Linked DNA regions of Homo sapiens: region 2 is linked to region 1. A link is an interaction called in ENCODE POLR2A ChIA-PET data of the cell type or tissue named here. Cell type or tissue: PC-9. All regions are shown on one strand. Each heading gives the region's core, and the rest is flanking DNA. Links, peaks and the distances in the headings are about the cores only. Region 1 overlaps SCTR (secretin receptor). Region 2 has its middle 21 kb from the start of DBI.

The links. Peaks named below come from ENCODE experiments on the same cell type or tissue, not always from the same donor. Only the 100,000 strongest peaks of a DNase experiment are listed, where the experiment ranks them.
Region 2: POLR2A ChIA-PET joins it to region 1 with 8 read pairs; 2 of 35 experiments call an interaction of 5 or more read pairs at or near these places.

The regions. Positions count from the first base shown.
Region 1 is chr2:119,454,219-119,470,708 of GRCh38, forward strand. SCTR (secretin receptor) reads right to left here. Exons shown (of 13, transcript NM_002980.3): 5 at 11,571-11,668; 6 at 9,905-10,037; 7 at 7,629-7,782. Among named protein-coding and RNA genes, the nearest start is that of SCTR-AS1, 14 kb to the right of the region's middle. In PC-9, for the core only: no CTCF peak of the experiment used is centred there; no DNase peak of the experiment used is centred there; H3K27me3 peaks cover 697 bases.
Region 2 is chr2:119,379,392-119,395,881 of GRCh38, forward strand. No RefSeq gene overlaps it. Among named protein-coding and RNA genes, the nearest start is that of DBI, 21 kb to the left of the region's middle. In PC-9, for the core only: no CTCF peak of the experiment used is centred there; DNase peaks (open chromatin) are centred at 8,550 and 10,350; H3K4me3 peaks cover 578 bases; H3K27ac peaks cover 1,619 bases.

The sequences.
Region 1 (16,490 bases), core at 4,307-8,306:
CGGTACCCAGGAGGCAGGCGGCAGAGTGGGGCTGGGGCAGGAGGATGGTTTGAAGTCTGGATAAGAAACAGATAAGCACCCCAGGCGGCCAGCACTACCCTCACCAGACTGAATAGTCAACTTCCAACAGAGTTTATTCTCTGGAATTACTGAACCAAGGAGAACAGGGCTGCAGCCCAGCAGAGGGTTGGAGGGGTTGCTCAGCTGAGCAGGAATGGAGTGACAGTCTACACCAGCGCTCAAGGTGGCTCTTGAGCACCTGGTATGTGGCTGGTCCCTACTGAGTTGGGCACTAAGTGCAAGATAGATACCATATTTTGAAGACTTGGTACAAATAAAAGGACGTAAAACATGGCCAGACGCGGTGGTTCATGCCTGTAATCTCAGCACTTTGGGAGGCTGAGGCAGGTGGATCACCCGAGGTCAGGAGTTCGAGACCAGCCTGGCCAACATGGCAAAACCCTGTCTCTATTAAAAAAACAAAAACTAGCCAGGCATGGTGGTGCATGCCTGTAATCCCAGCTACTCGGGAGGCTGAGGTGGGAGAATAGCTTGAACCCGGGAGGCGGAGGTTGCAGTGAGTCAAGATTGCGCCACTGCGCTCCAGCCTGGGTGACAAGAGAGGAACTCCATCTCAAAAAAAAAAAAATGTAAAATATGTCATTACCAATTTTTATATTGATTATACATTGAAATGATACTATTTTGGTCACCTTGGGTTGAACAGAATAGATTGTTGAAACAAATACTGCCTGTTTCATTTTACTGTGTTGATTGTGGCTACTAGAAAATTTTAAGCTAGATGTATGGCTCAGATTCTTTTTTTTTTAAGCAGAAATACTTAAATCAGATTCTATTTCTAGTGGACGTGCTCAAGCTGAATGGTAAAAGCCCTGGTCCCCGGGCCGCTCAGTTTTCAGGCCTCTACTGAATGGGCTTCTACCCCTACCCCAGCCCTCTACCCTCTGCCCACCTCCCTGCCACTGCACGCTGGAGATGAAAGGATTCTCTAGAGGAACTGAACAGCCCCAGACAAAGAGCCTATAGATAGCCATGGGGGGACCCCCCAACACTTCCAGTCCAGTGTCCCTTGAGAGACAAACCCCACACCCCCAACAGCCATTAGCCGGCTCTGAAGTGATTCATTCTTAAATAGGAACAGACAGCCAAGGTCACCAACATCTTATTACATAAAAGACACAGACCAAAACAATCAGAGAAAAGGAACTCAGAGGAAACAGACCATACAGGAAGCAGAAGGAACTTGGAACAAAACAACTCTAAGGAACGCCATCGGAGAGATAAAAGGTCGTATCTACAAGACACAAACAGGATGCTGTCAACAGGGAGTGCCCGGAGAACAAGAAAGGGGGCTTAGGAACGGAGCATATGATAACCACAATTAAACACGCAATAGACGGGTTGGAAGATAAAGACTAGGAATCTCTCAGCAGAATAAACAACAGTGGAATGAAAAGTAGGAAAAAGAAATTCGAACATTAGAGGTTATTCCAGGATGTACAACATTAGACTAAAGGGAGTTTCAGAAAACAGAGGATAAAAAACAGAAGGAAAAAACAATTAAATAGATAATGTAAGAACATTTTCAAGAAATGAAAGACATGAATTTTCAGATGAAAGGGACACCGTATGCCAGGAAAAACGATGAAAAAAGGCCTGCATCACAGCACATCCCTGTGACATTTCAGAACACAGAGAGAAGATCCTGCAGCTTATGTAGAAAGGAGTAAAAAGTTCAGGAAGCAAAATGGCATGGCACATCCCATAACACTGATGCCAAAACACAAGACCCTCAAAATTCTGGGGAAAATGATTTTTCAACTTTTTTTTTTTTTTTTTTTTTTGAGATGAAGTCTCACTCTGTTGCCCAGGCTGGAGTGCAGTGGTCTCAGCTCTCTGCAACCTCCACCACCCGGGTTCAAGTGATTCTTCTGTCTCAGCCTCTTGAATAGCTGAGATTACAGGCACCCACCACCACCCCTGACTAATTTTTGTATTTTAGTAGAGACAGGGTTTCAACACGTTGGCCAGGATGGTCTCGAACTCCTGACCTCAAGTGATCTGCCCACCTTGGCCTCCCAAATTGCTGGGATTACAGGTGTGAGCCACTGTGCCTGGACTTCAGCTTGTTTTATGTCCAGCAAAATAATGAATTAGGTATGAAGGTTGAACGAAGATATCTTCAGACATGGGATTAAAAAAATGTTCCTTTCAGGTGCTCTTGGTTAGACAGATACTGGAGGATGTGCTCCAACACAACTAGAGAGTGAACCAAAGACAGGGAGATGAGAAAGAAAGGAAACAGGATTTGTGGAAGAAGGTGAAAGCTAAGGGAGCTGAGCAAATCTGGAGAACAGCCAGGCCAAGTCAAGCAAGAAGGCAGAAAGCTCTAGAAAAAAACACTGGCAAGTATACCAGGTTGAATAGTGTCTCCCTAAAATTCATGTCAACCCAGCACCTCAGACTGTAACCTTACTTGGAAATAGGGTCTTTGCAGATGTAATTGGTTAAGATAAAGTCATACTGGAGTATGGTGGGCCACTACTCCAGCATGATTGGCATCCTTATAAGAAGGCCATGAGAGACACACAGAGAGAGAAGACACAGAGGAAGAAGTCCATGTAAAGACATAAGCAGGAATGGGGCTGATGCAACTACAAACCAAGGAATGCCAAGCATTGCCAGCCACCACCAGAAGGTAGGAAAGAGATATGGGAGGGATCCTCCGTCAGGGCCTCCAAAAGAAACCAACCCTGCCAACGCGTTGATTTCAGACTTCTGGCCTCCAGAACTGTGAGAGAGTAAATTTCTGTTGTTTTAAGCCACCAAGTTTGTGGCAATTTGTTAAGATAGCCTTAGGAACTAATACAGCAGGAAACAAACAAATAGGAACTGATAGATTTCCTATTGCATTTGATGATTTGGAAAATAAATAGCATTGGAAGGCTGTCCAAAGAATTTGAGAGAATTGATGCTGGCAATATATATATATAAAAAGCAAAGGAAAAATGATTCCAGGAAAATAAAAAGTTAATAAGATTGAAAGTAAAATTATTGTACACCACTTGTCTCAGTGGTAAACACTATTTACATAGATATAATAATGTATACACTGAATCTGATTTAGCCAAAAATGATAAGAAACTGTAAAGGAAGAATGGAGGTAGAGGATTAAGAATTTTATATTCTTGGTCAGGCGCAATGGCTCACAACTATAATCCCAGCACTTTGGGAAGTTGATGCAGGAGGATCGTTTGGGCCCAGGAGTTCAAGACCAACCTGGGAGACATGGCAAGACCCTGTCTCTACAATAAATGTAAAAAATCAGCCAGATGTGGTGGCATGCACCTGTAGTCCTAGCTAGTTAGGAGGCTGAGCCAGGAGGATCGCTTGAGCCCAGGAGCTTGAGGTTGCAGTGGGCTGTGATTGAACCACTGCACTCCAGCTTGGGCCAAGAGAGTGAGATCCTGTCTCAGAAAAGAAAAAATAATTTTATATTCTTATCTTCCATCATGTGGAGTCAATAACTAATGCTTCAAACAGACAAATCAAGAAATAGTAGTGTATTGATTTTAGAAACACGAGAGTAAATCTTAGGAGGAACAAGTTAAAAGAGTGAAAGGCATTAACTCTGGAGGCTGAGCTCGGGAATAAGAAGTGAAGGCAGGAGATTTAGCTTTTGTTTATTATAAACCTTGTAGTCTTTTGTTTAATTATTTAAACCAAGTACATGAATGACTTTGATAAAAATAACAATTAAACAAATGCCTTGGGCTGGGTGTGGTGGCTCATGCCTGTAATCCCAGCACTTTGGGAGGCTGAGGCAGGAGGATCACTTGAGGCCAGGAGTTCAAGACCAGCCTGGGCAACATAGTGAGACACTGTCTCTACAAAAAATAAAAATAAGTAAATAAAAATTAGCTAGGTACAGTGGTGCATGCCTGTAGTCACAGCCACTCAGGCGGCTGAGGCAGAAGGATCACTTGAGCCCAGGACGTTGAGGCTGCAGTGAGCCAAGATTGAACAGTTGCACTCCAGCCTGGGTGACAAAGAGAGACCCTATCTTGAAAAAAAAAAAAAAGCCGGGCGTGGTGGCTCACGCCTGTAATCCCAGCACTTTGGGAGGCCGAGTCAGGTGGATCAAGAGGTCAGGAGATTGAGACCATCCTGGCTAACACAGTGAAACCCCGTCTCCACTAAAAACACAAAAAATTAGCTGGGTGTGGTGGTGGGCACCTGTAATCCCAGCTACTCAGGAGGCTGAGGCAGGAGAATGGTGTGAACCCGGGAGGCGGAGCTTGCAGTGAGCCCAGATTGCGCCACTGCACTCCAGCCTGGGCAACAGGGCAAGACTCTCTCTCAAAAAAAAAAAAAAAGTCTTGCCTCAATTCTTAGTGCTTTGGGCAAAGAACATGGGTTTTGAGAGGCACTTGTTCATTATCTTCCATCCTTAGTGGCAAGTTGGTGGGAAAGTTTGCAAAATTTGTAATGGTTTAAGTTGGTGGCTCAGTGTGGCCCCTGGACCAGCAGCATGAGCAACACCTGGGAACACGTCAGAAATGCAGTCTCGGGCCACCCCAGACCCACTGCCTCAGAGTCTCTGGGCGGGGAGTGCAGCAAGCTGGGTTTGGCAGACCTTCACCCATGCTGAGGCAGAACCGCCAGTGCCAGCCGCTCACTCTCACTCGCTGAGTGGCAGCCTGGCTCATCTATAAAGCCTGCGCTGTCACTATTTTCTGGATACAGACTCACACCTCAGCCGCTCTGAAAAAGTCAAAGCTTTGGGTAAGTGTTAAAAACCTTAAACGTGCTCACTCCTTTCCACTCAGGAATCCATATCCTGGGATTCTGTATTACATACAGAAAACACTTTGCCCATAAAGGTATTCATCACTGTGCTATTTATAATAGTGAGACAACCTAAATGTCCAAACAATAGGTATGTGGTTAAATACATCTATATCACATCTATCTATCTATGTGGTAGTTTAAAATGTTTATGAAAGATTTGACATAATACAGAACATGCTTATGTGTTAATGGGAAGAAGCGAAATTCAAAATTCTTCATAGAGAATGACCACAGCTATGTGAGGAAAAACTGCAAGTAGAAAAAAAGGTTGGAAGGAAATCTCAGAAAAAGTTCAATCTGTGGGACTAGGGTAATTTTTTTTTTTCTACTTAAAAAAATTTTTTTTACAAGGTTTTACAGTAGGGGTGTACCCATTTAAGCAACCTATCTTTGATGAAATCAGTATAATTTCAAGCAGGGGCCGTTACCTTCGCATGAAAAGGGCTTCTCACAGATAGAGGGGCTTCAGGCCTTCTAGGGACCCTTCAGGGTCTCTTTGGTGTCTGGCAGGCAAACAGGCCAGGAGGAAGAGAACCATTGCTGTTTTATATGTCACTCAATTCTCAGCACCCAGCACAGGGCTGGCGTACAGTAGATGCTCCACAAAGATTTGAAGAAGAAAGGAAGGTTCTTATTATTTCATTCCAACATCTTAAAATCCTGTGACAGAGATACTATCACAATGCAGCTTTGTAATCCCTGAACACAGGAAGTGCTCAAAGAATGTTGAATAAATTATGGTCCTGATATTATAGATGGGAAAACGGTCCATGTTCATACAGCTGAATCTTGGCGTATCTGGGATTTAAAGCTTAGTGAACTGGGCTCAGTGAGTTGGGTGCTTTTTTGGCAGAGCCAGCTGCATAAGGCAAGTCCCTGGTCCCCAGGCACTCTGGGATTGCTGGCCTCTAGAGACGTCGGCATAACTCTGCAACCTCCCGATGGCCCGGGGTCAGGTGCTGACTGGGCTGCCAAGGTTCAGAAGCAGGAGGGCTCAGCAAGCAGGAGGGCTCAGCAAGCAGGAGGGCTCAGCAAGCTCTGCCAGCTCAGGCAGCTCCCCTGATCGGGAGACAGGGCCCTTGTAAATAAGGATTTAGACAAGCAGAAAAGGCAGCACAGGGCATTCCTGGCAGGGACACTTCTTAAAGGCACCAGGAAGAAACCAAAAGAAGCTAATGCTTGGTGCACATGACTATCTCTGTAAGCCTTTGAGTCACTCACAGGAACCTGGCTCTCTGTCTAGAACTCCTTAGGGTAACGTTCATGTTTATCAAATGAGCAACTAATGGATGAATGGATAGAGGAATGGATGGATGAGTGGGTGGATGTGTGCATGGGTGGGTGGGTGGATGGATGGATGGATGGATGGATGGATGGATGGATGGGTGTTAATGGCAGGGTAAAAGTTAAAGGGCTTTGGAAACAGACAAGTCTTGGCTTGAATCCTGAGGTCTGTCCTTGTTTACCATGTGAGTTGGTATGTTACGTTGTGTCTGTGAGCTGAGGTCTCTGAGAGGCCTCTGGAGATTGCTACGATGATTAAATGATACATGTAAAGTGCTGAATCCAATGCCTGGCACATAGCAAGTGCCCCTAAAATGGAAGTTGTTTGTCGTCTTCATTGACCGAAAAGGAAAAGGGACAGAGATGGAATGGGGGCCCGCACTTGGCTGTCTCGCTCTCATTCTCCCTCTTTCCTAGACAATGAATCCCGAATTTCCTTTAGGAAGTCATGTGGTTTGAGTAGCTAAGGCCAATCAACATATTTCATTCTCTCAGGCCTCTGTGACTAGTTCAAGGGTGTCTATGAGATTCAAGCAGTCCAACCAGAGTGCACCTCAGAATATTTGCTAAGAATGCTGGATGGAGTCTCTTTCTTTCTCTCGTTGGAGTTCGGTACAAGGAAGTCTCTAGCCCAGAAGCTGTTGGCCATTCCATTGGGAACACCAGCTTAACTACAAAGCCGATGTTACGAAAGGCAAAGTAGAGACAGAAAGCAACAGTGTGACGCTGCTGGATTCAGCCTCTCCTGAAGTTGGTGATCACTGGACTTTTCAGTTATATGAGCCAATTAATTTCGTTTATGTTTAAAGGTTTACAGATTTTCTGATGCCAGCAGTCAAAAGCGTTCTAATACAGAAAGGAAGCAAGAAAGAGGACGTAGGAATGCACCGTCTAAAGGCAGACGAGGCAACAAGTATTGGGTGGGAACGAACTGTAAAAAGCTCTAGATGCCAGAAACTGGGGCTAAATTTGAGCTAGGATTTCCCACTTGACAGATAAGTAAACTGAGACCAGAGGGTTAAACATCAAGGAACTTGTCTAAGATTACACAAGTTAGCTGGATGCGGTGGCTCACGCCTGTAATCCCATCACTTTGGGAGGCCGAGGCGGGCGGATCACCTGAGGTCAGGAGTTCAAAACTAGTCTGACCAACAGGGCGAAACCCTGTCTCTACTAAAAATACAAAATTAGCTGGGTGTGGTGGCACATGCCTGTAATCCCAGCTACTTGGGAAGCTGAGGTAGGAGAATCACTTGAACCTGGGAGATGAAGGTTGCAGTGAGCCAAGATCATGCCATTGCACTTCAGCCTGGGCAACAAGAGCAAAACTCCAACTCAAAAAAAAAAAAAAAAAAAAAGATTACACAAGTTAGTTAAGTGTGGAGCTGGAACTAAAAGCCGAACCCTCCGACTCTCGACTCAGCACCCCTTCCCACATACCATGCAGATATCAGACCCAGGGAGAAACATACCCCATCCGAATGCCACAAATCCCTGGAGGTACTTTCTTTCAGAGAAGAAGGAGATGGCGAGGAGTGTGTGAAGGTAGAGGCCTTCCACCAGCAGCCAGGAGTAGTTGGCCATGATGCAGTACTGGAACAGCACCATGACCAGCTTGCAGCCCGCCTGGAGAGAGAGAGGCAGCTGAACCCAGGCCGGGTGGCAGTGGGGTTCCCTCTGGTGAGTGGCCCCAAAGGGAGCAACAGGGTGTTGTAGGGGCAGGAGCCAGGCCACAAGAGCGGGCCTCTGGGGTTCAAGGCCATCTTCTGTGGCCTTCCTCCATCAGGCCTGCAGCATTCTCTAGAGAGTAGGAGTCCACAGGCCTAGTGGGTTCAGTCAAGCTGGCCAATCAATGAGCCATCATAGGAGCAGGAACTAGGTTCAAATCCTAGCACTGGCTGCCAGGCTAGATGAGGAGGCAGTCCTTCAACTACAGAACTGTGTCGGATACTGCCCAATCCCCTCATTTTTTCAGATGAGGAAACCAAGGCCTAGAAAGGGAAGAGATTTCTGAGCAAAGGGTTAAAAAAATCTTTTCTAAGCTCAGTTCCCTTGCAAACACATAATGAAGGGATGTGCCAACTCTGTTAGGAGGTACCACTGATTATGGTAAAAATGGCCCTGGCTGGTACATTGCACTCTCCACATATCTGATGGGGATGTCATGGAGTTGGACTTCCCTGATGCAGTGACTGACTCTTTTAACAGGCATGTCCCCTGCAGGGATCCCCGGAAGTTATGCCTGTAGAATTGTGGGGCACCAGGCTTCTACACCAGCACAGCTCCTGTACCTCTGCCATGGTAGGGCCTTTGTCCTTTTCTTTGCATTGGGCTGTCCCCTGGGGATGGGACAGCTCCCGGGATAGCCGTAGGGCTGCTGCAAAGACAAGCCCGAGAAGGAGGAGCGCCCGGTGCTGCCTGGGGACAGTGGTGGTTCCTGCCTTATGGCCTTCCCAGAGGCTCTGACTCCAGGCAAGGCCCATGGTTGACTTGTGAGTCTAATGTTTAGTAAAACCTGAGAAGGTTCCCTGCTGGGGCATTGCTGGCCTTGTCCACTGCTGGTCAGTAATGAAGCGTGGCTAGGATTTAAGGCTCCTGACTCCCAGCAGGTACTCTTGTTTCATCCTGGAGACCTCCTTGAGAGACATGGATCCTACCTGAAGAACCTCTCAGTCTGAGTCAGAAAATACACACACACACACACACACACACAACTCTGAACAATACAAACAGGTGAGTGGTAGGAAGTGGCAGGCAGGTTGGCTGAACTAATCTCAATTTCCAATCTCTTTTCTCCCTTGCTCGCCTCTACTATAGAGATTGTGATAGTAAAAAACTCTATCACCCTGCTTCCTTTGCGATTAAGTGTGGTTACATGACTCAACTCTAGCCAATGAGATGTAGGTAGGAGTTTCTGGGGAAGGTGCCCTTTCTCAATAGAAAGGCAAAGCTGCCCAAAAGATAAAAAAATGTTTAACGTTTTACCTTTCTCCTTCTTGCCTGGAACACAGACAGGAGGCCTGGGGTTGCAGCAGTCATATTGCAACCATGTGGTATAAAGCATGACATCAAAGGCCTACTCTAAGGATGGCAGTGCGGAAACAGGGGAAAAGACTGTGTCCCTCATGGTATCACACAGCCATTGCACCACCTCATCTGTGGACTGCTTACGTAGGAAACAGCCCCCATTTGTTTAAGACCCCAATATATAGTTTTCTGTTATTCGCAGCAAAAGGAATCCCAACTGACACACAGGGTGATTGCAATGAATTGAGTCATCTGGGCATTTGGAAGGAGAAAGGGGGTTAGATTTAAGAAAACACAACGTTTTATTGCAAATACATTTATACAGACATACTGGCCCATGCTCACCCTTTTCTTTTTATGACCAACCCCCACCCTCTCCAGACTGGGTCATCTTTCTTCAGCTGGGAACTGGCAGAAGTAGGGAAAAGAGGAGTCTCCCTATATATCTAATTCCTAGAGTGACCAGTTCACTCCTGGACACTGGGAGTTTACGGCAACCCCCATGAGCTTCTCTCCTACATGACCCAGATTGTGCACATGTGGCTGTGGAATCTCCCTGAACCTCCTGGCCCAGTGTCAGCACTGGCTGCTTTATCCTTGGTATTAAGTGCAGCCTCAGCAGGGGCTTGGGGGAAGGACAACTAGGCTACTCCCCTCTCCAAAGCTAGGCTGGGGAAGGCAGGCGGGCCTGGCGACATCCTGGGGCACCCAGACATATTACCCTGTGGGCATCGCAGTAGGTGACATCATCTGAGGAGAAGAGCACGGCGTCCTTGATGAAGTTGGACAGGGCACGAAGGATGAAGGACACGAACAGGTGCATGTGGATGTAGTTGCGAGTGCAGTGGAGCCTCCTGCAGGGAGAGAATGTAGGGACATAGAGGCCAGAGCCTGAGGGGCTGGGACTCAGCCAGGCCCACCTGCCACCAGTGCACTGGGGAAACTGAGGCCCTAGACTTCAGCTCTTTCCGGGTAACACATTCTGTGAGCATAACCTGAATGAGGAACTGGGTCTCCAGGTGGCCAGTCTAATTTGCTACATGCTGCAGTGAGAAAAAAAAAAAAAAAGGCCAGCCACAGTGTGGCTCACACCTGTAATCCCAGTACTTAGGGAGGCCAAGGCAGGAAGATCACTTGAGGCCATGAGTTCAACATATTGAGACTTCTGTATCTACAAAAAAATTGTTTTTGTTTTTAATTAGCTGGGCATGGTGGTGCCTGCCTGTATTCCTTGTACAAGAGGCTGAAGTGGGAGGATTGCTTGAGCCCAGGAGTTCTACCATTGCCACTGCACTCCAGCCTCAGCAGCAGAGCAAGACTTTGTCTCTAAATGAATAAATAAAAAGCTGGGGCTGTAGGGGCAACATTGTATTCTGCCCTGACCTACCACCATCTCCAGCTCCCAGAATTGTTTTGGGGGAGGGGTGAGGACGGCAACCAGAACGGGAGAGGGCTAGGGGCACAGAAGGAACACAGGCTGCGGGGAGAAAGCAGACCCTGGCTCTGCCACTTAGCAGCTATATGACCTTGAGCAAGACTTTTCACTTCCCGGAGCCTCAGTGTCCTCCTCTGCTGCAGGGGACAGAAGTCAGTTACTTGTTCTGCTTCTTCTGGTACCGGAAACAGGCTTTCTTCTGGGAAACCCATTCCAGCTCTGGATTGGGAGGGCTCCACCCTTCTCACCCTCATGACAGACTTGATCAATCAGAGTGCTCCATCGCTGTCCATAGTGATTGGCTCAGAGTTGGGCATGTGACCTAAGCCCGGCCTATGAGAACTCTGAGGACTTTTACTGGAACCAGAGGGGAAGAGGCTCTTGTTGGCCCTGGTGTTGCTGAGCTAGCAGGATGAATGCCAGCAACTGCTGGTGGTTGTCTCTGCCACTTCTGCAGAAAGCCTCCCAGAGGATGAGGCCAACCCAGAGCAGTGGAATGGAGGGAGACGGACCTAGCTGCTGATGCCACTGAACACCTAGATCCAGCCATGCCTACAGCAGATGCCCATGAACTTGCCACTTACATGGGTCAGGTCGCCTTTGTTTTTCTTATGCTGTTTCGAGGTGGATTTCTGTCTCTTGCAACAGAATCTCGCTAGTACTACTGTAAAATGGGGTTCCTGTTACCTATCTCATAGCATTGTGTGAAAATTAGAATACATATAAAGCGACCGGCCGCAAGTTCTCAGTAGTGCTTAGTAAATGTTGAAAAAATAAAGGGATGAATGAGGTCACAGGAACCTCGATGTTTTGCCATAGGTCAGCTTTAGATCAAGAGACGACAAGGTAGTTCACTCAGACCTTCCTCTTTCTGTCCTGGGTGGTTGAGAAGAGACCCAAAGTCTGTACCTGAGGAGGGCTGGGGTATGGAGAGCTGGCAGTGTGTTCTCACCGGAAAGCACAGAGGATGCCAAGGGCGACCAGGAGCATGACCAGGGAGGAGCTGTAGCCCACGGTGTACATGACTTTCAGCTTCAGCAGGTAGGAGTGCTGCAGAGAGAGGCACGTGTCAGCCCCGCCGGCCCTCCTGGCTAGCTCTGCCTTCTGTGCCTCACTGCATCCGCTTCAGGCAGCTTGAACCCACCGACGCTGCTATTCTGTCCATACCTCAAGGACGCCAATTCACAGACACATAACACCGTAACATCCTGGCATTGGAAAAGCCCTTAGGGATCATCTGATGATCCCTAAGGATCATCCCTAAGTTTGAATTGATGCCAATTCAAACTTCCATCTTATGTATAGGGCCCCTTACCAACTCTCTGAATTCAAACCTTTGCTTGAATACCTCTAGAGACAAAGTGCTCACTGCCCTTTGAGAAAGTTATTTGGTGTAAAATAGCACAAAATATTAGATTTTGTTTATGTGAAGCTAAAATCAATTACTTGCACCACCTATTGGTCCATTTTCTGTCTTCTGGATCCACTTAAAATGGATTTGTCTTTTATATAAGGCAGGTTTTATATAGAAAAGTTACAAAGGTCATACAGGGAGGCCTGCCATTTTTTAATACAGCTATTCTGCCCATCTGTTTCTCTTTCATTTTCTCTATGTCAAATATTCCCTGTGTCAGGTCGGGTGCGTTGGCTCATGCCTGTAATCCCAGCACTTTGGGAGTCTAAGGAGGAAGGATTGCTCGAGCTCAGGAGTTCAAGACCAGCCTGGGCAACATTGCGAAACACTGTCTCTACAAAAAATTTTAAAATTAGCCAGGCACAATGGTGCACACATGTGGTCACAGCCACTCAGAGGCTGAGGTAGGAGGATCACTCCAGCCTGGGAGGTCAAGGCTGCAGTGAGCTGTGATCCAGCCACTGCACTCCAGCCTGGATGACAGAGTAAGACCCTGTCTCAAATAAATAAATATATACATACATACATACATACATACATACATATTCCCTGTGTCTTTAACCTCTTTCCACAATCCTTCAACCTTTAGTTAAATTAATATGCTCCAGTTTGTTAATGTCCTTCTTAAATAAGACCCCCAGAACCACATAGCTGAAAAGCTCCAGATGCATTCTCTGACCAGGAAGAGGTAGAAGGGATCCATCACCTCCCATCTCCCCTGATCTATACATTGCGCGCCTATGCAGCCAAGCAGGCATTCACTTATTCAGCAGCCACTTCACACTATTGGCTCATCTTTGAGTCAAAAAGATCTAAGTGGAATATTGGTCAGAAAATTAAAAGATCTGGCCAGGCATGGTGGCTCACACCTATAATCCCTGCACTTTAGGAGGCCAAAGTCGGTGGATCACTCGAGGTTAGAGTTCGAGACCAGCCTGGACAACGTGGAGAAACCCTGTCTCTACCAAAAATACAAAAATTAGCCAGGCATGGTGGCGTGCACCTGTAATCCCAGCTACTTGGAAGGCTGAGGCAGGAGGCTCGCTTGAACCCGGGAGGTGGGGGTTGCAGTGAGCTGAGATTGCACCACTGCACTCCAGCCTGGGCTGGAGACCCTGTCTCAAAAAAAAAAAAAAATTGAAAGATCTGCATTTAGGTCCAAAAAATAAAGTATCAAAAAGAATCAAGGGAATAAAAATTAAAAGAATAATTTTTACCAACCAAACTAACAAATATGTAAAAGTAATAATTTCCTCTGCAGGTGAGGGTATAGTGGGACTCAAAACTGGTTCAATCTTTCTGGAAGGTAATATAGAAATATGTATCAAGAACCTTTGAAATATGACCTTTTGACCTCCCTTCTACCTTCAGGAATTGATTCTAAGAAATAATCAGAAATTTAAAAGCATATTTATACATGAAGATGTTTATCACAGAAGTATTAGTGATAAAAAAAACCCAAATGTCCAACAATAGAATAGTTACATCAATTATTTCAAATACAAATTACTTTCATGGTATACCGCTAATAAAATGTTGTTTACCAAGAATTTAAAATGAGTCAGGACATGCTGATATATTATTACATGAAAAAGCAGAATTCAAACTTTACATGTGCAATGTGATTCCAGCTATATGTAAAAACATATTAGGGAATTATATGAAAACTGATTCTGCTGAGAATTTTTAAAATAAATAAATTTTAAAAAGATTTATATGAAATTACCTTTTGTGTAGATCCAAAATGATTGAATATCAACACAAAAAATAAAGAAAACAAAAAAACTGAATATCAGCCATTCCATGTGGTTCAATCTCATACATACAGAGAGACAAGATTGTAAAGAGATATGGCTGATGTTAACAGTGGTTAACTTTGTATTATAGGCTTGCAAATAGAGTTGTTATTTTCTTTTATAATTTTTCTATACTTCTAATTTTTCCACAGTGGATAAGGGCTATTTATAACCAAAAGAAAAGGGTAATTATTTTTTTAAGAAGGCACAAGAATAGAATAGGGGAAACCTGGCTGACAGCTCTTCATGGGAAAGTAACCTTGAGGTTAGAAAGACCCAAGCTCCATGGTGTCACACAGTGTACTGTAGAGAAAGAACACAGGCTTCAGAGCCAGGAGACAAGGGTTCCAAACCCGGACTGTGACTCACCAACTGTGTGACCTTGAGCAAATTATTTAACTTCTTTGAGCCTCAGATTCCTCATCTGCAAAATGGGGATAATAATATCTACCTTGCAGACTTGTTGGAAGAACAAATACAGTGTCAGATAGAGTACCTAGACAATGCCTTGGCATGTAGGAAACACTCAGTGTATGGTAATTTTAATTTTTCCCCATCCCACCATCCTCCTTCAAAATGAGTCAGCGGTTTGAGATGGTAGGAAGTCTGAGCATGAAATGGCTCAAAAATTAGCTTTATTCTCAGTTACACTGATGGAGTGCTGTGGGCAGCTGGCCACGTGGGAATGTTTGGAGAGGCTAGGCATGTTATTTTAAGAGTCACATTAATAAACTGAAGCATTTCCAGAGGAGGGTGATTGTGTCATCTGTAGAGTACATGAAAAAACTGGGTCCATGACACCTGGAGGGGAAAAACACACACTTAGAGGAGAAAAGTGTTAGACTGAACAACATGTAGAAGAAGGGCCAGACCTCATGTGTGAGCTCCAGTTGGGGGAAGTTTCCAGAAAGGAGGTAGATTTTGACTCGGGGTGACTGATCATTTTCTGACAGCAGGAGGTGGCCTTCGATAGGAAGGCTACCATGTGACATTGAGTTCCCCACTGATGTAACTGCTCTCCTGAGAGCCAGGAGTCACCTCTCAGGGATGTGAGGAAGACCCTTGAAGGGCAGTGGGTTGCCTTGAATTAATGGTTCCTAGGCTTTGGGACATCAAAGACCTGTGAAATGTCAAAAAATTGAGGACCAATATGTTAACATATAATCTCGCCATGTACAGATGAGCCGCATTGCAGAGGGTGTCAGCCTCACTCCTGGGGATACCTGGACCAGCCTGCAAGAGCCTGAAGAGGCACAGGGTGACAAGGGGGGTGTCATGCAGAAGATTCTGCACTGTCCCGTGGCTGTGGCCATTGCTTGCCAGGTGACCAGCCCGCTTCTCATGTAGACCCGTTCTTGCCTTGTAAGGTAGGAACCATAAGACCTCACCCACCCAGAAACAGCCTTGCTCCCTGAAGGTTTCATGTGACCTTCGGTCCTTAGCTTTTTTTTTGTTGGTTTTTGAGACAGGGTCTCACTCTGTCATCCAGGCTGGAGTACAGTAGCACGATCATGGCTCACTACAGCCTCAACCTCCCAGGCTCAAGCAATCTTCCTGCCTTAACCTCCGAGTAGCTAAGACTACAGGCAAGTGCCATCACACTCAGCTACTTAAAAAAATTTTTTTTGTAGAGATAGGGTCTCCCTATGTGGCCCAGACTGGTCTTGAGCTCAGGAGTTCAAGTGATTCTCCCAGCCCAGCCTCCCAAAGTGCTGAGACTACAGGCATGAGCCACCACACCCAGCCAGTCCTCAGCTCTTAACATCTAAAAGTGTGCACCACTCCTGGAGGACATGGGGCCCAGAAGCCTCACTGTTGTCTGTCCTGAATTCAGTTGCCTCTCTTACTGCTGTATGTTCTGACTGTACCACCTGCTTTCTGTAGCCTTTAGATCATCTGTCACAGACATTTTTTGTTAAGGGACAGAGAGTAAATATTTTGGGCTCTGAGTGCCCTGTGGTCTCTTTTGCAAATACTCAACTCTGCCCTTGTCATGTAAACGTAGCCTTACTGTGGTAGGAATGGGCTTGGCTGTGTTCCAATAAAACTTTATTTACAAAAGCAGGCAGTGGAGCCTCATTGGGTCCAAGAGCTACAGTTTGCAAATCCCATTTTATTTACCCATGTGACATCTATGTGCGGTCTTACTGCCAATCTGAGTCCACTATTGGTGTCAGTAATATTGTGTGTCAATAATATAGTGGTGTATACCAAGTAAGGATGTCACAAAAAGAAAAGAAGAAAAAAAGAAAAGCAACTAATACATACCTTCACCCTCAGTTGATAAAAAGACATTTTAATAATAAGAAATAGGATGGTTTAAATCTCAGAATAAAGAACAAAACTCGTGCCAATTTGTGGACTGGCATTTAGGGACCGGTGAATCACGTGGTCAGGAAACCCTTCCAATCTCAGAGCTGTTGTTTTGTTTTGTTTTTTTAATGCAAGCTGAAGCCAAGCTAGGTCTCCTTTCCACCATTTTTGGACAATCATTTTTCTGAGTTAAGTCCAAAGCGTTACATTTTCCTTTATGAAATTTCAGCTCCTTGGTTTGGGGATTTTACAGTTTTAATCTTGGCATGAACGTTGTGGTTAAGGCCCTGGGCTCCATTATTCGTACTGATTAGTGTAAACCAACAGTTCTCATTGTGTGGATGTTTTT
Region 2 (16,490 bases), core at 8,313-12,312, 71 kb before region 1:
TTAGAAATTTGTCCTAAGGTAGTCAATAAATTATGTCATATCTCTAGTTTCATAAACCCCATAACTGGGAACAATTATACCCAGAAGCCTTCATCACAAGTGTCTTGATGTCCTTAGCAATTCTCTTTTAAGTCTATGAGAAGCAAAAATTTCTTTATGGTTGGGATGGTGAAAAGGAGCCACACAATGGCCCAGGAGGCAAAGGCCCTAAGCTGGCCAGCTGTTTGAGCATCTATGTGCCCATCCTTGATTTGGAGAGTCTAAACCAATTCTATTCCTCAAAACCGACCCTTACAGTTTCGCATATCCACCTGCTTTATGATCGTCCCTGGGCCTAGAGGGAGGGTGCTTGAACAGTTTTAGCAGCAGGCATTAGTAATGAAAAACAGATCAAGCCTAGTGGGTATGAACCCCAAAAATCTGAGACAGATCTCAGTTAATTTAGAAAGTTTATTTTGCCAAGGTTGAGGATGCGCACCCATGACACAGCCTCAGGAAGTCCTGACAAGATGTGTCCAAGGTGGTCGGGGCACAGCTTGGTTTTATATATTTTAGGGAGACATGAGACATCAATCAATATATGTAAGAAGTACATTGGTTCCATCCAGACAGGTGGGTACAACTCGAAGCAAGGACGGGGCTTCCAGGTCACAGGTAGGTGGGAGACAAATCATTGCATTCTTTCGAGTTTCTGATAAGCCTTTCCAAAGGAGGCAATCAGATATGCATCTATCTCAGTGAACAGAGGGATGACTTTGAATAGAATGGGAAGCAGATTTGCCTTGAGCAGTTCCCAGCTTGACTTTTCCCTTTAGCTTAGTAATTTTGGGGCCCCAAGATTTTCATTTCACATTTTCCCCTTTTTCTTTTTTAACATCTTTTGGAGAAAGCATTTGAAAAGAAAATGAGTTTCCGGTCTCAGGTTGCATCTGATCTCTCATGGCTAGGACAGTTTATTCCTATATGGTTGGGTTCCAAAAGCTCATTAGTGGCTTTGTCCTATGAAGAGAAAATAGAAGGAGGAAGGGGAGAAAAACAACAACAAACAAAAGAAGGATCCTGGAAAGTGGCTTATGTATGTAAATAGGTTGCTGTTATTTTCTTCTGAAGTTTAAATTGTCTAGCTTCAGTTCACAGGGCTTTAAGAAAGCACAGCTTAGTTTTCAGTGATTTCAAATTAGAAAAAAAACTGGGAAAGAAAGGAAAAGAAAGAAGAAAAAATTAAAAATATTATGTTGGAGACTTATAGCCAGGAAAAATTAGAATTCAGCCCAAACTGTAGAAAATAATAAAAACTGAAAATTAGGCAAGATTAGAATCTAACAACAGGTGTACTATAGTTTTTGAAACATAATTTTTCTCTCTCCAGTTTCCCATTTTTACTAAAGACAAATCATGGTAGGACCAATTTGCTTTATTATACTTGGCCAGATTATTTGTATAAAGTACATCAAGAATAATTATTTTTCACTTAGGCTTTTTAAAATTGGCTTTGATGGAACTTTCTCTCAGATAAGACTTTTTAAAAGCCAAACCCAGCCATGGATTTGTATCATCAAATACCTATGAGTTGGGTGAATCTCCTCTCCTCTTGAGGTCCCTGGATAAACCTGGGGCTCCTGGGCCTATCAGAAAGTGACATTCATTACTAACCACAGGTCAGAAACCCTTTAGAGGGACTGTGTAGACAAGGTATGAGGCCAGTTTCCCCAAGGGCTTTTATTGGCTCCATAAGTCAAAGTTGATTCCTTAAAAGAAAGCATACCATTCCAGTCAAAGCCTTGGTAAAATAACCAGTTTCTCCAATTGTGTCCTGTTACAAATGAAAACAGATTCTTACTGCACTTGTGCAAATAACTGTATTGCTGTAAGTTAAGAATACTCAAGCCTGTAATCCCAGCACTTTGGGAGGCCGAGGCAGGTGGATCACGAGGTCACGAGATCGAGACCATCCTACCTAACACACGGTGAAACACCGTCTCTACTAAAAATACAAAAAATTAGCCAGGCATGGTGGCAGGTGCCTGTAGTCCCAGCTACTCAGGAGGCTGAGGCAGGAGAACAGCGTGAACCTGGGAAGCGGAGCTTGCAGTGAGCCGAGATCACACCACTGCACTCCAGCCTGGGTGACAGAGCGAGACTCTGTCTCAACAACAACAACAAAAAGAATACTCACAAATAGTTTTCAAATTCTGGAGAGATCAGGTAGAGAGAAACATATGCTCTAAATTTTGTTCATAGGAGTGTACTAAATTGTTAAAAGCTGTCAATAGCTCAAAAGAAATTTTCAAGACTGAAACACAAAACAAAGGATCAGCAACGTTTTAAGCAAAAAGTCAAAAAGATTAGTTCAGTCCAGGCAGTTAACTCCTGTTCTGTTTGATATTCATGAACATTTTAGCTCTCCATGAGTCCTGAAAGTTTTTCCTCTATTCTGATGCCACAATCTCCAAAGTTATCGAAACCTGCATTCAAGAGCACCTGTTAGAGTTTTATAGCTGATTATAAAATCATCTTCTAAAGAGGACCAAAACAAGACAACAATTGTCCATGGGTGAGAAAAAGTTTTAGGGCAGCCATAGTCAAAGACACAATTGACAAGGAAATTTGTTACCTCTGTCTCACACAATAATTTTAACGTTACAATTATGATTATTACTGATAATGTACACTAAGTCACATAAGAATTACAGAAGTTTCCCATAATTTTGGAGCACATACCAATAACATTTATACAAATACAGTCCAAAGAAAACCAGACACCATTTTATATTTGACAATACTTCCTGTGTAATTTTTGTTCCAAATAAGCCAAATTATGTCATTTTTGAAGTCACTTTTGAAGTCACTTGTTCCCCATAATTTGGAACCTTCCTTTGGATATGATCAAGTCAGATATAGAGTTGGTCAAACCCAATGGGAAAAAGACTGAAACAACAACAAAAACAGAAACAAACAACAACAACAAAAAGTTAAGCAAAACAAACAATTGTACAACTTAGGTGATTACTGAGCACTCTAATGGTAAGGAGAAACTAAGACCAGCTGGTTGTTAACTTTAGCCAAGACAAAATCCCAAATCAGCTACTTACTTAGGGATGGGTCTCATGCTGAAGACTGCTCTCTCCTATCCTAAAAGCAGGGAGGATGGAAACAGAAAGATAAAAGGATCTCAATTCCGGGTGGCTCTGAAGAAGTGTTGAATTATCCCTAGGCTACTTACCTCAAAATTTATTCCGTAAGATAATAGATCCTTGTGTGTTTAAACCACTTTTTTCAGGAGACCGCTACACGCAGACAAATGCAATTCCTAGGTAATAAAGTTACTGTAGTTAGTCAGGGCTGTGCCCATATTAGGTAAGTATGGTAAAGTCCTAGGGTATGGGACCCAGGATTCTGGAACAGAAACTATTGCATTTATAGTTATGTGACAGTCTCAAAAATTTGGTGCTCCAGAAGTAGAAAATGAAAAGGACACAAATTTAAGGGGCTCTTTGAGATGGAGTGTCGCTCTGTCGCCCAGGCTGGAGTGCAGTGGTGAGATCTGGGCACACTGCAACCTCCGCCTCCCGGGTTCAAGCAATTCTCCTGCCTCAGCCTCCTGAGTAGCTGGGATTACAGGCGCGTACCTCCACACCTGGCTAATTTTTATATTTAGTAGAGACGGGGTTTCATCATGTTGGTCACGCTAGTCTTGTAATCCTGACCTCGTGATCCACCCTCCTCAGCCTCCCAAAGTGCTGGGATTACAGGCATGAGCTACCGTGCCTGGCCTAAAAGTTTCTTACATTTGGGTTGTGAGCCTGTATTCCGTATTTGTTACATTAGTCTCTGCACTTTTCAGTATTTTTAAAAATAGTGGGCATGGGATGTAGTGGGAAGAAAATCACTGTAGCACTCCTCCAGGTCAAGTGGGCATGAAGAGACATCCCTACAAAACTTCCTCACTGATGAGGGAAGTGGATTGGCTTAGCTCACTGTGGTAAATTGGATGATTGTTCCCAACCCCTGGCACCCTCCGTAAAGGATTATCTGTCTGTGCCCTTCACTGTTCCAACCTGAAGTGTGCCCACCAGAAGTGAACTGCTCGTCCCCACCCATTCACTCGAGCTTGGTCATAGGACTTGCTTTGCACAACGGCATGTGATCAGACATGATCCAGGAAAGAGCTTTATATGAGCTTGTGTGGCTTAGCCGGCCCTCTTGAACTTCTGCCATCTGCCATGGGAAGAAGATGCCAAGGAGCCACTGTTGCCAGGTACATGAGAGATAAGCAAGGCCTACCTGAAGCTAACCACAGCCTTGAGCAAGTCCAACTGATCCCAGATAAGCCTGGCAGAGCCACCATCAACTGAAGGCCTGTGAGCTAGAAATTAACAAATAAATCTTGTAAGCCACTGAGTCTTAGGGGTTGTTGATCATGCAGCATTATTGCAGCAGATGTTTATAATGAACATCTGATGTTTTTGTCTGTCTGGCATCCTTCTCTCAGCCTACTAAGAACAGTTCCTCTCTCTTTGCAGCAACTGCCAAAAGGTGCTTCTGGCAGGCTGCCAGCCACAGTACCTCATCCCAGAAGTGGATGTATCAGGAGTCCATTCAAGACAGCAGGAAGGGAGAAGAAAGGATAAAAGGGTACCCTTCCTTTTTAAAGATTTGTGGTTAGCAGAATAATGATCTACCCAGAGAGGTTCGTGTCTGAATCCCCCAGAACCTGTGAATAGATTAGGTTGCATGGAAAGGAGAAGTAGGGTTGCTAATCTGCTGATTTTAAGGTGGGGAGATGCCTGGATTATCCAGATGGACCCGGTGTAATCACAAGGGTCCTTAAGTGTGGAAGAGATAGGCAGAACAGGCAATGTCAGGATGGTGCGATGTAAGAACAACTCAGTCAGCCATCACTGACTTTGAAGATGGAAGAAGACACTAACCAAGGCACGTGGCAGCCTCTAGAATCTAGAAAAGGTGAGGAAACAGATTCTCCCCTACAGCCTCCAGAAGGAACAGCCCCCCAGACACCTTGATTGTAGCCTGGTGAGACCCATATCAAACTTCTGACCTCCAGAACTGTAAGTCAATAAATTTATGTTGTTTTAAGCTACTGCATTTGTGGTGATCTGTTACAATAATAGGAGCTGATACAGGATCTTTCTGTAAAGGACCACACACCTGTCATTGGCCAGAATTTAACCACCTAGCCATCCCTAGCTACAAGAGAGATGGGCACATTGCCAACATGAATAAAATCAGGAGAATTTATGTCATTACCAGGGGAAGGAGGAAATGTATGTTGGAGTGAACAAATGGCAGCCTCAGTCACAGAATCCCATTCCTCTGGCCACAGTGACGTTCCAAAGATGGGCATAGGAGTCAACAACACACTAGCTGTCCTCTGAGATCGTATTTGGACGTTAGAAGAAAAATCTCTTTCTCATGGAGATGCTAAGCCTGGAGCTTACTCTAGCCACTCCCTCCACCCTGCCACCCACCAGGAGAGAATGAGTTCAACAAAAAAGAGAGGAAGAGCTAAGAGATGGACATTGTTCTAGTTCTCTATTTTTGTGTAACAAGTCACCTCAGAAATTAAATTAGTGGCTTAAAATAACAACAATCACTTTATTATTATTGTTTTCATGGCTCTGGGGTTAGTTGGGCTCACCTGGGTGGGTCTTGTTCAGGATGGCTCCCAAGGCTGCACCTGATGGTGGAGGCTGGAGTCCCACAGAGCTTCCTCACTCATGTGTCTGGTAGATGATTGATGCTGGCGATTGGCCAGACGCCTACACCTGGCTCCCCATGTGGCTTGGGCTTCCTCAGAGCATGGTGGCCGAGTTCCCAAAGTCGGTGTCCCCAGAGAGTGGGCAGAATTTGTGTCACCTGGTATAACCTAGCCTCATAAATCACACAGCATCCCTTCTGCCATAGTCATAAGCCCACCCAAATTCAAGGAGAAGGAACATAAACCCCATCTCTTCATGGGAGGAAAGTCAAAGTCATATTGTAGGAAAGGCCCATGGGATGGGAGATTGTTGCAGCCATTTTTGGAAAATATAAGCTGCAAGAGATTCCATATTATCACATGAAGCTTCAATCAAACTGTCCTTTCCAATGTAACTCTTTTTTGTGTATGCTGGTACGAGAGAGGTTTCTGTCATTTTCTGGCTACAACAACATTATACACACGTCCCACAAGACTCCATAAGTGGTAGTTCCCTTTCCCCTGTTCCTTCTTTTCCAGTGGCCCTTCACTTTCCCTGTGGATGGTGGAAATTTGTCACTAAAGCTGTCTGTGTTGCAAGAGAGCATAGCAGCAACCTTTGCCACTATGGACGGTTATGAAACTTTTTCAACATACATAAAAGTTGAAATAATTTTACAGCAAACTCCTGTGTATTCACTACACAGATTTTCTTTACTTTAGTTGCATTATCTTTTTTTTCTTTTAAAAAAAAACATTTTGTAGGAATGGGGTTTTTCTGTTTTGTCTACACAGTTCATAGCCCTGCCTTACAACTACACTTTCGGGAAGTTTTATAATGCATCTGCCCCAGCCGAATGCAGGCAGAGCCCTGCTCTTCAGCAGTAGGCTTTGTTCCGCCTACCCACAGACTCAACATTTCCATCAGTACGAATCTAAACTGGAACCTGCACTGTCTTTACAGTATAAGCAAAAAATTTGCAAATTTTGCCATATTCTTGGACAGACTGTAAAAAAGATTTTTAAAAAAAGAAAAGAAGGCAAGGAGCAGTGGCTCACGCCTATAATCCCAGCACTTTGGGAGGCTGAGGCAGGCAGATCACCTGAGGTCGGGAGTTCGAGAAACTTTAGTAGAGACGAGCTCGTCTCTACCAAAAATACAAGCATGCCTGTAATCCCAGCTACTCGGGAGGCTGAGGCAGGAGAATCACTTGAACCCCAGAGGCGGAGGTTGCAGTGAGCCGAGATGGCACCATTGCACTACAGCCTGGGCAAAAAGCAAAACTCCATCTCAAAAAAAAAAAAAGAAAAGAAAGAAAAGAAAAAAGATTTGCAAATTGATTTTTCATCTCTTTCTTTCTTTTTAATTTTAATATAGCAAGCTTATCCTTAAGCAAATTGATTTTTAAGAGATATTAAACAAGCCTTGGCAATATTGCCTTCTCAATCCCCAGAGAGAAATCTTCACATCCCATCTCCAAACTGCTGCATTTTAAGAAATATTTTTCCAAATATGAAAAACAATATGCATGCATTGCAGAAAACTTAGAAAATATTGAAAACTATAAAAAGAGAACAAATAATCTCTCATAATCATTTAGCACATAATGGGAATCATACTGTGTATAAAGTTCTAAACCTGATTTTTCTCCCCTAAAGTATATCATGAAAAATGTCTGCATAATATTTGCATCGCATTGTTAAACTATAATTTAATTAGTACACTATAAGCAATACCCTATTTTTCCTGTTATTATAATAATTTGTTAAACTTTTTTTTTTTTTTTTTTTTGAGACGGAGTCTCGCCCTGTCGCCCAGGCTGGAGTGCAGTGGAGCGATCTCGGCTCACTGGCTCACTGCAAGCTCCGCCTCCCGGGTTCACACCATTCTCCTGCCTCAGCCTCCCAAGTAGCTGGGACTACAGGTGCCCGTCACCACGCCCGGCTAATTTCTTTTTGTATTTTTAGTAGAGACAGGGTTTCACCGTGTTAGCCAGGATGGTCTCGATCTCCTGACTTTGTGATCTGCCCGCCTCGGCCTCCCAAAGTGCTGGGATTCCTCGCCCAGCCTGTTAAATATCTTTATACATGGATCTTTGAAAACATTTTTTTTGCCCCTAGAATAGATATACTCTTGGATATAACTTATTGAGTAAAAATGTATGATCTTTTATACATATTGTTAAATTATTTTTGTAAAAACCTGTTACTAGTAATGTATAAAAGTGCCCTCTCACCAACTTCTTGCTAGCACTGAATATTATTATTTTAAACATTGTTGTTTTTATAATTCAGCCGGTAAGTTGTAGCTTGCAGTTTCAGGCTCCCTTGAAAGTGAAAAAGGTTTGATGGCTGCCTTCTCCAGGATTCTCTTTAGCGGCCTCTGCTGCTTCAGAGGCAGTCTTTCTCTCTCTATCGCTCTCTCTCTCTCCCTTGGGGCCATCTTGCATAATTTCTGGTTTCCTCCTTCCTGTTGTATTTTGGAGTTCTTCCCACAGACTTTTTCTTTTTCAGTCCCAGCTCTCCACTTCAAAGTCTACTTCTGCCAGGGTGCAGCAGGTCAGATGTTTTCCATTAACTAAGGTAGTATATGTTAAATGGTTAACCCAGAACCCTCTGGAGTCAGCAGAGGTGTTGAGTGGAGCTGTGCCTGCCAGGAAATGCCCCCTTATCCTCATTTCTGCCCATTGGGCAGAGCAGCATTTTCCGCTTGGCAGAGCAGGCCTGATGCAGCGCTCAGAGGGAACCAAGCCAGTGCTGGCATTGCTGCCAATAGCTACTGAGGAAGCAATCTCCTTAACGATACATGTGATCAAGACTCAAAAGCTTAAAAGAGAACCTGTAGATCTTGCGTGGGCAGAGGCCATGAGTCATCTAGAAATGGTGTTTGGGGCTGTGAGCAGATGACACCATTTCCAGTGGAGACAGTCACGGGACAGACTGCAGGACAGAACTGGGACCTGGGATCTGCAGAAGCCACATGATGGAGTGATAAGACCACCTGGCCTGGGCCAGGACGCAGACCATTCTTTTAGCCACACCAAACTTTAAAGGACTTTCCATTTGTTATTTCTCTCCATTTTATTATGAAAATAAGTTGAAAGAATTTTCCAGCAAACACCCATGTGTCCACTACATAGATTTTCTCACAGCATTTTACACGAATTGCTTTTTTTTTTTTTTTTTTAACATTTTGTAGAGATGGGGTTTTGCTATTTTGCCCAGGTTGGTCTCAAATCCTGGGCCTCAGGCAATCCTCCTGCCTCGGCCTCCCAAAGTGCTGGGATTACAAGCATGAGTCACTGCACCGGGCTGCATTATCATATATTAATCCACCTATCCATCATCCCTCTATCTCTCAAGCAATCTAAATTATTTTTTCTGTGAATATCAAAATAAGTTGCCGATGTCAGTATGCTTCCCCAAAAAACTGAATCATGTATATTATTAATCAAAGTTCAGTATTTATTTACAGTCCATTATTTCCTTAGGGAAAGATTTATATACCACAGATTGCATGCAAAAACGTGTACTGTGTGATGTTTTAACAAATGCATATACTTGTACAACCCAGATCCCTATCGAAATATAGAACATTACATCCAGAAATTTCCTTCATGCCCCTTCCCAGTCAATATCTGTCATCATGGTCCTAGAGGCAAATTCTGCTCTGGCTTTTTCTACCGCAGATTAGTTTTGCCTGTTCTACAACTTCCTATAGATGAAATTATATATTTGTATTTTTGTGTGTGAGACTTCTTTTACTCCATCTAAGGACACTTTACTATGTAGGAGGAAACTGGCAAACTATAGGGCCTGCCAGGATCCTGTTTTTTGTTTAGGAACAGAGAAAACCTTTTTTCCTAAATCGAATTTTAAGTGACAGTAAGAAACACCATTAAGGGGGCAAAGGTTTCCTATCTCATTCTATGGAGCCAGCACTGCCCTAACACCAAAACCAAACAAAGACATTACAAGAAAAGAAAACTGCAGACCAGTATCTTTTATGAGCATAGATGCAAAATCCTCAACAAAATATTAGCAAATTGAATCCAACAGTTTGATAGAAAAGTGTAACTGACTTTGGGAGGCTGAGGCAGGCAGATCACTTGAGCTCAGGAGTTTGAGACCAGTCTGGGCAACATGGCAAAACCCCACCTCTACTAAAAATACAAAAATTAGCTGGGTATAGCGGTGCACTCCTCTAATCTCAGCTACTGGGGAGGCTTAGGTGGATGGATTGCTTGAGCCTGGGGAGGTTGAGGCTGCGGTGAACCGAGATCATGCCACTGCACTCCAGCCTGGGCAACAGAGCGAGACACTGTCTCAAACAAAACAAAACAAAAAAAAACAAAAGAAAGAAAAGTGTAATCACCCAACAGGTTCTCCTTGCCCACTGCCTAGAGAGAGCTGATTTATCAAGACAGGGGAATTGCAATAGTTTAATTCTCACAGAGCCAGCTGTATGGGTGACTGCAGTTTTATTATTATTCGAATCAGTCTCCCAGAAAGCTAGGGGATCAGGGTTTTTAAGGATAATTTGGTGGGCAGGGGGTCAGAACATGGGAGCACTGACAGGTTGAGTTGGAGATGAAATCATAGGGAGCTGTGCTCTTGTGCTGAGTCAGTTCCTGGATGGGGGCCACAAGACCAGATGAGCCAGTTTCTCGATCTGGGTGGTGCCAGCTGATCCATTGAGTGCAGGGTCTGATCTTAGGTTTTGCAATAGTAATATTATCCCCAGGATAATTTGGGAGGTTTAGAATCTTGCAGCCTCTAGCAGCGTGACCCCTAAACCATAATTTCTAATCTTGTGGCTAATCTGTTAGTCCTGCAAAGGCAGTCTAGTCCCCAGGCAGGAAGCGGATTTGTTTTGGAAGAGGGCCGTTATCATCTTTGTTTCAAAGTTAAGCCATAAACTAAGTTCCTTCCAAAATTAGTTTGGCCTGCACCCAGGAATGAACAAGGACAGTTTGGAGGTTAGAAGAAATATGGAATCAGTTAGGTCAGATCTCTTTCACTGTCATAATTTTCTGTTCTAATTTTTGCAGAGGCGGTTTCAAAAGAATTATACACACAACCAAGTGATATTTCTCCCAGGAATGCAAGGCTGATTTAATATTCAAAATCAATTAATGTTACTCATCACATCAACATGTTAAAAGAGAAAAATCACATGATCTTATTAATAGATGCAGAAAAAGCATTTGACAAAATTCAGCATGCATTTATGATTAAAAAAAGAAAACTTCAGTAAACTAGGAATAGAGGGGAACTTCCTCAACTGGGTGAAGGATATCTACAAAATATCTATAGCTAACATCTTACTTAATAGTGAGAGACTCAAAGCTTTCCCACTAAGGAAACAAGGAATAAAGCAAGGATGTCCTCTCTCCCCACTCCTTTTCAACATTATCCTGGAAGTTCTAGCTAATGCAATGAGATGAGGAAAGGAAATAAAAGAATACAAACTTAAAGAATACAATAAATACAAATAAAAAATACAAATTAGAAAGGAAGAAATAAAACTATTTTTGTTTGCAGATGATATGATCATAGTCAATGAAAAACTTCTGGAACTAATAAGCAATTATAGCAGGATTCCAGGATACAAGGTTAATATACAAAAGCCAATTACTTTCCTATATACCAAGTGGAATTTGAAATTAAAAACACAGTACCATTTCCATTAACATCCCCCAATATGAAATCCTTAATTATAAATCTAACAAACTATATCCAAAATTTTTATGAGGAAAAGTACAAAATTCTGATGAATGAAATCAAAGAACTAAATAAATGGAGGTATATTACATGTTCATGGAGGAAGACTCAATATTTTCAAGATGTTAGCTCTTCCTCAGCTTGATCTAATTTAATGCAGTCCCAATCAAAATTTTATCAAGCTATTTTGTGGATATTGGTAAATTAATTCTGAAGTTTATATGCAGAGGCAAAAGATCTAGAATAGTGAACACGATATCTTCAAGTACAAAGTCGGAGGACTGACAGTACCTGATATCAAGACTTACTATCAAGCTCCAATAAGACAGTGTAGTATTGATGAAAGAATAGCCAAATAGATCAATGGAACAGAAGAGAGAGCCCAGAAAATAGATCCACATAAATACAGCTAAGTGATCTTTGACAAAGGGGCAAAAGCCACACATTGAAGAAAAGATAGTCTTCAACAAATGGTGCTAGAACAACTGGACATCCACAAGCAAAAAAAAAAAAAAAAAAAAAATGACTCTATGCACAGGCCTTCCCCCTTTCGCAAAAACTAACTCAAAATGGATCATAGACCTAAAAGTAAAATGCAAAACTATAAAGCTTCTAGAAGATAACATAGGAGAACACCTAGATGACCTTGGCTATGGTGATAACTTTTTAGATACACACCAAAGGCATGATCCACAAAAGAAATGTGTGTGTGTGTGTGTGTGTGTGTGTGTGTGTGTGTGTGTGAGTGTGTGTGTATTTTTGTAGAGACAGGGTCTTACTTTGTTGCCCAGGCTGGTCTCAAACTCCTGGGCTTAAGTGATCCTCCCGCCTCAGCCTCCCAAAGTGCTGGGAATACAGGTGTGAGCCACCGTAACTGGCTGACACACAAAAAAATTGGTAAGTTGAACTTTTTAAAAATTAAATAATACGGAATAGTCACACTATGGAATAATATACAGTAACAAATGGAAAACGACAACCTCATGCAACATATCCTACAAGGTTGTCAGAGGAACATGTAAAGGGAATGCTGCAAGGTTCTCAGAGGGACATGGCAGAATGGTCTGGTGGAATGGGCCCAGGTCTGGAGGAAGGAAGGCCTTGGGGCCTGATGAGCAAAGTGTGAAGTGTCTAGAGAGGGAGCTTTGGGACAGAGTACATAAAGCATGGGATTTACTTCAGTTCCAGCAGGCCTGGTTTCAAATCCTGGCTCTGCTACTTACCGCTAACCTCTCCGGAACTCCATTTACTCATCACTAAAAGGGATTATTATGATGATTGAATGAAATCAAATGTGTTCAAATGTATAAAGTGCCTGGCATCCAGTACCTACTCAATACATGGAGTGAGTTTTATTATGTGGAGGGAACAAGGTTTTTCAGTGGACTAACAAAGGGCGTGGAATCTAAATAATCTGTCTGTGTGTCTGTTGCCCCCACTGCCCGATGGACAGTGGAATAGGGACTGCACCTGGCACACGGTAGCCATTCAGTATGAGCATTCAAAGAATGAACCTGCATAGGAAGCACTGGAGCTCCTATGACTGAACCAACCGTCATTTTGGGGGTCCCCACAAGCTTACTCAAGTCCTATTGCCTGGCTGACTGTGCAGCCTCTGCTTTTGGTGGCTGGAATTGACACTGCAGGTATAGATTTATGCCAAACCCTGATCTCTTTATGCAGAGCCCAATCCTGGACCCCACCGCCTGCCTCTTCTCACCTGCCTGGTGGGATCTGAGAGGGAACTGCTTCTCTGAGTCGCCTCCTGCTATGCCTCCCCACCCCAACTTTCCCCTGCCTAACTGGCCCCAGGTTATAGCACCCTTGTATGGCCTTGAAAAAGCTGTTCCCTCCTCTCTTGCAACTGATAACACCCTCCTCTATCCAAGCCACCCACAGGGACACATTTCTATCACAGAACTCTAGATGCTTTATTTTTATTTATTTATTTATTATTTTGAGAAGGAGTCACACTGTGTCACCCAGGCTGGAATGCAGTGGTGCAATCTAGGCTCACTGCAACCTCCACCTCCTGGGTTCAAGCGATTCTTCCACCTTGGCCTCCTGAGTAACTGGGATTACAGGTGTGCACCACCAAGCCTGGCTAATTTTTGTGTTTTTGGTAGAGACATGGTTTCCCCATGTCGGCCAGGCTGATCTCGAACTCCTGACCTCAAGTGATCCACCCGCTTCAGCCTCCCAAAGTGCTGGAATTACAGGCATGAGCCACTGCCCCCAGCTACATGCTTTGTTACAATTATTTGTTAGCACAACTGCCTGCTTCCTCCTGGGTAAGGTCCTTGAAGGCAGCGGCTGTATCTTCCCTGTCTCAGAGGTTAGCCACATAAATCCTCAATAAACACACTTATTGAATGGATGAACAGATGGGTGTCAAAATTTCATCTCCTTCTTGTCTTCCTCAGCTGTACCCCATTCAAGGTATTCCAAAACAAATTCTATTAGTAAATCCCCACAGCCAGCAATCATTGCCACACTTAAGATACAAGAGCCCCCCTTATCCACAGTTTCACTTTCCAAGTTTTCAGTCTCCTGCAGCCAACCACAGTCCAAAAATATTACATATAATAAGATATTTGAAAAAGAGACAATTCACATAACTTCTATTATACTATATTGTTATATTTGCTCTATTTTATTATTAGTTATTATTAATCTCTTACTGTGCCTAATTTATAAATTAAACTTTATCATAGGCATGTATTCATAGGAAAGAAACATATATATGTGTGTATGTATATATATGTATATAAAAATATAATTTTATTGCTCAGTCATGGGAAGCACAAAATAGAGTTCTTGCTGAGTGGATGGCTCCTTCCAGGTTCTGCCTCTGCCTTCCTTTACAGCCTTGGGGGCCTCTGAGCTCAGCATGAGGACTGGGAAGGACAATGGAGGTTTTTGTTTTTGTTTTTTTGAGCAGAGTCTCGCTCTGTCACCCTGGCTGGAGTACAGTGGTGTGATCTCAGTCCACCGCAACCTCTGCTTCCCAGCTTCATGCGATTGTCCTGCCTCAGCCTCCCAAGTAGCTGGGACTACAGGCATGTGCCACCACACCCAGCTAATTTTGTATTTTTAGTAGAAATGGGGTTTCACTATGTTGGCCAGGCTGGTCTTGAACTCCTGACCTCAGGTGATCCTCCTGCCTTGGCCTCCCAAAGTGCTGGGATTATAGGTGTGAGCCACCGCACCCAGCCAACAATGGAGGTTTTGATAGGCTAGGTCTTGAATTGACATGCATCACTTTTGTTGATATTCCATTGGCTAGAATTCAGGCACAAGGCACCCAAATTGTAAGAAAGGCTGGGAAATATAGTCCAGCTGTGTGTGCCCAGAGAAAAGAGGAAATGGTTTGCTTAGTAGTCGGCTAGTCTCTGCCACACCACCTTAATGGGAATTATTTTACCAGTTCAAAGATTTGAGAATTTAGATTCGGCTCTATCATTAGCATCAGTAGACTATTTTCATATCAGAAGGGCTTTTGTGTGGTAATTAATACTGCCTTGATTAAACAGAATGCAGTTTTAATAAACCACATTTAGAGAATGATTTTTCTTTAACATTTGGACACTGATTACAGATGTTATTCAATACATTTCCTATGTGACTTAAACTAAAATTATGGTTTTATCATGACAGATTACCTCACACTTCAAATATTCTACTCCAGGAGTCAGCAAACTGAGGCTCACTGCCTGATTTTACAAATAAAGTTTTATTAGCACATAGCCACACCATCATTTCCATATAGTGTATGGCTGCTTTCCCTGTACAACAGCAGAGTTGAGTGGTTGCAACAGTAACCACATGGCCTGTAAAGCCAAAAACATTTACCTCCTGGCTTTTTAAGAAAAAGATTTAGACTGAAACAAAATATCCACAAATATACCAGACAAAAGATTACATTTAAACTTGTTCTAAAATACCACCAGTATGAGCGTCCTCTTTCTTTTTTTCTACTTTTTTTTTTTTTTTTTTTTTTGAGACAGAGTCTTGCTCTGTCTCCCAGACTGGAGTAAAGTGGTGCTATCTCGGTTCACTGCAAACTTTGCCTCCGGGTTCAAGCAATTCTCGTGCCTCAGCCTCCCAAGTAGCTGGGATTACAGGTGCACCACTATGCCCAGCTAATTTTTGTATTTTTAGTAGAGACAGGGTTTCACCATGTTGGCCAGGCTGGCCTTGAACTCCTGACCTCAAGTGATCCACCCGCCTTAGCCTCCCAAAGTGCTGGGATTACAGGCGTGAGCCACTGCACCCAGCCAGGAGGCTTCTTTTTTTTTTTTTTAAGATGGAGTCTCGCTCTGTTGCCAGGCTGGAGTGCAGTGGCACGATCACGGCTCACTGCAACCTCCGCCTCCTGGGTTCAAGCAATTCTCCTGCCTCAGCCTCCCGTGTAGCTGGGATTACAGGCGCAGGCCACCACACCTGGCTGATTTTTGTAGTTTTAGTAGAGACTGGGTTTCACCATGTTAGCCAGGATGGTCTCAATCTCTTGACCTCGTGATCCGCCCCCTTCAGCCTCCTAAAGTGCTGGGATTACACCGCGCCCAGCCAGGAGGCTTCTTATAATCACCATCCTTACACTTGTCCTTTTACCTTTTTAGAGCTTGTAACGCATATATTGATACCTTCAAGCGATACAGCAAACATATCCTGAAAAACAAGGAGCAGAGATTAAGTAGAAGAAGAAAGAGAAGGAGGAAAAGGAAGAGGAGAAAGAGGGACAGGAGGAAACATATGCTTGTTTTATTAGGATGCTTTTTTTTTCATAGATTATTGGGGGACAGGTAGTGTATTTGGTTACATGACTAAGTTCTTTAGTGATGATTTGTGAGATTTTGGTGCACCCATCACCCAAGATTAGGATGCATTTTGATTAATTAGGACAACTAGAGATCTCATCCCCCAGAAGTCACGGATGCAGTCTGGACAGCTGGTCTCTCTGGGAGACTCACCTGGTCCATCATTGTGCAGCACTCTTGGGCATCGTTCTACTCTGGGGCTTTGTGTGACTGACAACACTGATAGGTCCTCCTTGCTTTTCCTGGTC